2 separate regions of the Homo sapiens genome follow, and region 1 is linked to region 2. The links are chromatin loops, found by intact Hi-C in ENCODE. Cell type or tissue: endothelial cell of umbilical vein. All regions are shown on one strand. Each heading gives the region's core, and the rest is flanking DNA. Links, peaks and the distances in the headings are about the cores only.

Region 1 (2,923 bases), core at 300-2,799, 62 kb before region 2:
GCAACATGAGTTCTAGAACAAATGCAAAAGGTGCTCTGGTAGAGGACTTCCTGCCAGAACAAGTTTTCAATGACAAATATGACCTGTTTTGGATAAGACGTATTCTAGACTTTTATTTACTCTGCTTTTAAGTATTATATATATTTAGCCCTTAATTTTTTGTTCCTGTCAAACCTTTTATTTTCCACGAAGAAGTATTGTCAACCAACCATTCTGCCAGCCCCAGAACTTTTCACATGCAACTTTTTCTCCCCATGGTTGGCAAGGGATCACTGTAATTATTTCAGGCATGAAAATAAGCATTTATACACTTACTTTTCATTACCTTAAGAAAAACTGAACAAGTAACTGGAAGCATTTTAATAAGTGTGGCAGGGCAAGGTATTAATAATTTACAGGAGCAATATCCCTGTACACAATCCCTTCCTCGCCCCATTGGAGTAGTCTTATCAGAAAAAAGAAAAAATAATAAGAGCTGATTATTCCCATGGAAGATTGTCCTGAGGGCATTTGTAAAGGTAAAACTTTGAAGCTGCAGTCTTGGCACCTGTAGTTGAGAAGATGTCTCACTGAAGGGACCTGGGACAGACCCATCTCTGATTCTCTATGGGCTGCTATGTTACCAGTTCTCAAAGATGGGGGAAGAGAATTGTGCTCAGGCTGAGTTCTGCACTCAAATGAGGAACGGTAAGATGGCAACCACAATGGAATAAGAACCTGCCCTCCCCCACCCTTTTTCTCTGGACCTTGTCAGCCCTAGGATCCTTGTAAAGTCCCTCCCTTGAAGGGAGTGGAAGTAAGTATGTACCAATGACTGATATTGATCAGCTGCTTTCCTACCTAGGTGAGCAAGGGCTCAGATTGCAGAGTAATTTGATATAGAAAACTAAATTGAACAATTCTAGCACCTTGTGTTATGCAGGAACTTATTCATGTTATATATGATGATGGATATTGCCTACCATTTTTTAATAAAATTGATTTCCACAAGACCTGTTTTTTTGGGGGGTTGGGTAGGGGGGCTTGATTTTTCCTACAGGAAGATGAGTCTTTCCCTGGATCAAGTGTGGGAGAAAGAGGGGAAGACCGTGGAACTGGTTCTGAGCAAAAGTGTAAGTTACACTATTATGGAAAAGATCTATGCACATTTTGAAACTCGAAGGTTTTCCAGAATTATTGAGTTTATACAAATTCTGTTTTTAAGGCTGAATTAGCAGCTATCAGAATCCATTACAATTTTTTTGTTTTCTTTTTCTTTTTCTTTTTTTCTATAATAGAATAGGCTTGCTGTTGAGGAAATGTGTGAAAATACCAGTGGGGGAGCAGATTTTTCTAACTGATTAAAATATGTGGAGCTGCTGCAATGATTTCCTCTGTGTTTCCTTTGGCTACAGATAATACCACAAAGCTAACTCAGTGACGCACATGGCCAGCTGATAACAGCTGACACATGTGAATCGAAAGCCAAGTGTGTATTATCAGAAAGTGAGTTAAAAACCCATAAAACTCCCCACTGTCTGACTTGAAAACATTCCTCTTGAAATTTTAATGACATGGTAGGTAATATTTTTAATTCTGCGTGCTAAAACACTTCCAGTGAAATCTGAGAGTAAAAGCATGTCCCTTTAATCAATATGAGCTAGATATACAACCTAAGTATTAATATATTCCTGCAATAGCAGGATTCCTGAGAATTGCGTAAAATTGGTATCATTCATTAGGATGTACAACTAAATATTGGACGATCTTGATTTGCCTTTTAAAATTTAATTTTAATATTGTAATCAAACATTGACAAAGTTAAAAAACTCCAACAGTACCATAGCTTTAAAAAGAAAACCAGCAGTCCTCTGCTAAAACCCTTCCCATCACAGATTCCTGTTCCCTGGAGATACTTTCAATTATTGTAGTCGTTATGTTTATTGTTTACTGTAATATTTTAAAATAATCTTATACTATTATTTCTTCAATTTTAATTCATAAAAATTATCTAATGACTTCATATTACTGAAGATATGAATTTTGGTCTCTTCTACTGCCCACTTCTCTGTTCACACTTTCCTTTTCCTATCCTTCCAATGCGACTTTTGATGAAATCAGTTTGGTACATTTTTCTTGGTTAAATTCCCTGCTTATTATGATTATTTAAACATAATTCACCACTGAGCCATAGTGAATTATGATCCTATTTCTTTCTTATACAGCTTTTCATTTTTCATACTAATTGCTTTTTGTCAAGTTTAGTCTTCTATGCAGCCATCATTAATTTATTCCCAAACTTCCCACAGGACTTCAGATCTTCTCTCATCTCTCAATATGTTAAAATACACCTAAAAGTTAAATAAAAAAATAAGCTAATAGGTACTAGGCTTAATACCTGTGTGACAAAATAATCTGCACAAGAAACCCCTATGACACAAGTTTAGCTACATAACAAATCTGCACATGTACCCCTGAACTTAGAATAAAAGTTAACTAAAAAAAAAAAGTCCACCAAATGTGGGCCATGAAGATGCGCAGCCCAGATCTCCTTACAGAGTCTGCTATAGGACACATGGGGATTGCCTTCAGTTGCTGCTCCTACAGCTGCTTAGAACATGCTTCCCCTAGGTTGTTCTCGGCCAATGACTGAACATGGCTGGGGTATTAGGGCCTAGTCCTGTCCTAGTACCAATGAACAACTTTTGTGTGGGACTCCCCTCTCCACTGGCCTGGCTACAACTTTCTCAGAACTGTGCTGTGGTCTGGGGCTTTTCTACCCAATCCTCCCTTCCCTCTCCTTTCAAAAGGTCATATCTGCAAACAGTTATCCCTGCCTAATCCTGGTCTGGCCCCCTTTATCCTTCACAGACATTCCCCCCAGTAAATTTCTTGCACATCCAATCTCATCTTGGCACCTGCTTCTCAAAACGGGGCCCTGAGA
Region 2 (2,923 bases), core at 202-2,701:
CACCTAATCATTATAAAGACTCCTATGGCTGGTGATTCAGAGAGCTCACAAAGTCTAAATTGCATGTACAAAAGGATAAATGTAAAATTTTGCACTTAGCTTAAGAAACAAGTGGATGATGGGTAGGGAGAACAAGCTCAGTCACACTTTGCAGGAAAACAAAACAAAACAAAACATTGCATTAGGAATTTTAAAATTTAATCTTAACTGCCACAAGTCAACTGTGTGACTTTTGGCACAAGATCTTTTAAAACCTTAATTTCCTTATCTGAGAAAGAGGATGTTGGAAGAAGATCGTCTCTGAGGTTCTTCCTGGATTTAATTTTGTAGTTCTATGGCGTCGAGTTTTCTTTTAAGTACCAATTCATATGAAGCAATGTTGTGACATGTGATGCCAAAAATCTAATTCATTAGGAGAAATACAGAGACTAGATTATCCTACTGTATTCAGTGTAGTCGCTTCATTTGGCTGGACAATCAAGTTATGGTTGCCATATATTTTGAAGGATATTAAAAAAATTATAGGAGATCTAGAGGAAGTTGACTGAGGTGTTTATTATTGTAGAAACAATTGTATAGAAGAAAACATGAGATGAACTAGGGTTCATTAGCCCAGGCCAGAGAAGAAGGGGGCACTCAGTAACTTTCTTCCAGTATCCCCTCTCATAGCTCTAGATGGAAGGCTGTAGGAAGATTTTCCCTAAAGGCTACATAAAAAGAAATAAAAAGACAAACCTTCAAATAATTGCAGTGTTCCAGTAGTAAACTGGATTGCTTTGTGATGAAACGATTTCCCTCACAAGGATGATGTTCAGGCAAAAGTTGAAAGACCATCTCTGCAGGGAAAGCTGGATTTGATGATCTTGAGGGTCCCAGGCACTCACAGGTGCTTCCATCTTATGATTTGCTCAGTCTTGACATTAGTTTTGAAATTACAATAAAAACAAATTTATGTGCTAATATCAGAAGTGATAAATTTTTATGGCAAACTATTTTCTGATTAATCAGAAATAAAATATTATAATTGTCAAAACTCAGACAATTTCATTTAGTTCTATATAAAGAACTATTGAAAACAGCAACATGATCTGGAGGTTTTTACAGTTCCTCTTGCTCCTTGGCGTCTTTATCCTTCAAGAGCATTTCTCTGAGTGTATTTCTTTCACATCTAATTCTGTCTTGGTGCCTGCTTCTTGGAGAATCTGAGTTGACCTAGTAATAAACACACAATAAATATTAGCAATTTTCTCTTACTCTTTCCTCTGTGACTCAAAAGCAATTTGTTTTCTTCCTGTGAATAGTTTGTTTACTGTTGGTGGATATAGAATTAAAGTGAGTTAGAATTTTATGTTGTTTTTCCTAACGGAACCATGGAAACGTTCTTGCTGTTTGATAGTTACAAAATGCCTCCTGATTTTAGGCGGATAGTAACAATTTAGAATTGAATTGTAAACAGCATTTGGGACCAGAAAATCATTTTAATATGATGATTCAGGGTATTTTACTAGTAAAAATACTTAATATCACTTAGTATTTAGACTTCACATCTAACTGGACTAGATGACTATTTATGTGTAGACAGGACTTAGAGGCGGAACAGCAGGAGGAAATGTAGAAAGTCAAACACCTGGCTAGGGAAAAGTCCTTACGCTGTCTGGATTTGGTGTCAGCCTCCGCTCTGTCTCCACCACTAGCATTTCCAGCCAATGCATCCCTGATTACTCAAAGCCAAGCATTTCCTGCAGAGTAGCAGGAGGGATAGGAAACAGCATGTGCTTCCTGGTCTGGGAGGTGGCACAGGACTGCGGGGCAGCCAGTAATAGCAAACACCTAAAGCGGGAAAGGATTTGGTGACCCTGTGAACAGAACTTTGCTTTTCAGCAGAATGACACAATCATCTGTAGCATTTTAGTCTGGATTTAAGTCATAACTACTGAGAACACACTCACTGTAGAATCTTTGCTTTTGGGGCACCAGTGTAATAAGGTAGACAGGACTGATACTGACTTACTCAGGGGAGAGAAACAAAGATACACCCAGCTCTTCCGGAGCATGGGGTGCCCTTGGTGGAAATAAGCAAACATTATTTTTTTGCCCTGGGGTCAGTTAAGGTCATTCAGGAATCACTTCATTGAGAAGGACAGTCTTGAAGAGAGTCCAAGAGAAAAAGCATAAAGTTATGCTTTGAGTGGAGGGAAGGGTATAATCATTCCAGTTAAAGGGAATTGCTGTCGATCACAGCTCTGAAGCAGAGAGAATGATTTGTTAACCAGGGCCGTGAACTTAGGTTTACCTTTGAAGTTCTTAAACACTGTATAAAGCTGCATATTTTAAGAAGTAGAGTGAGCCTTAAATATTTAAATTATTTAAATGTGTATCTCTCTTGTAGGGCATGGGAAGAGGACCATAGTTTCTGTGGCCTCCCTAAGATGGCCTGCCACCTCTCCTGATGCTGGTGACTTCTTGTGATGGTGGGGCAATATTAAGTGTTTGAAAAAGGAAGAAGTTCTTATTCCCAAGTGAGAGACCATATAAACATAGAAATTAAAGACAAGGGATTTGGATGAGGTGTGGATATGAATTACAGTTTTATTTCTTGCTAGTCATGTCACCCTGGGAGAGTTACTTCATCTTTCTGAGCTTCAGTTTCCTTATGTAAAGGAATGGTGACAATATTAGCTCCTATCACAAAGGATTTTTGTGAGAATTCAGTGAGATGTGCCATGTACAATGTTTAGCACACAGTGCCAGAAATATTTTATGGGAGCACAGATTCAAAAATGACTAATTAGAGCAGTTACTGAGGCGTCTCAGTGCAACAGCTGTGTTTATTATTGAATTGCCTGCAAAAATGGGCACACATGGCTTTTTAAAATTTTTTATTAAAAGTTAGTAATTTATGATGGCTTTATTAAAATACATG

What was found. Peaks named below come from ENCODE experiments on the same cell type or tissue, not always from the same donor. Only the 100,000 strongest peaks of a DNase experiment are listed, where the experiment ranks them.
Region 1: a loop joins it to region 2, with 3 times the contacts of the local background. A loop is called at or near these places in 3 of 110 quality-filtered maps.

Annotation. Positions count from the first base shown.
Region 1 is chr6:135,567,152-135,570,074 of GRCh38, forward strand. The region is part of intron 2 of AHI1-DT (AHI1 divergent transcript); the gene reads left to right. Among named protein-coding and RNA genes, the nearest start is that of LINC02524, 66 kb to the right of the region's middle. RefSeq lists a silencer at 1,353-1,402. In endothelial cell of umbilical vein, for the core only: no CTCF peak of the experiment used is centred there; a DNase peak (open chromatin) is centred at 1,400.
Region 2 is chr6:135,629,222-135,632,144 of GRCh38, forward strand. The region is part of intron 2 of AHI1-DT (AHI1 divergent transcript); the gene reads left to right. LINC02524 (long intergenic non-protein coding RNA 2524) reads right to left here. Exons shown (of 3, transcript NR_183501.1): 2 at 736-1,212. Among named protein-coding and RNA genes, the nearest start is that of LINC02524, 4.0 kb to the right of the region's middle. In endothelial cell of umbilical vein, for the core only: no CTCF peak of the experiment used is centred there; a DNase peak (open chromatin) is centred at 1,760; H3K27ac peaks cover 1,560 bases.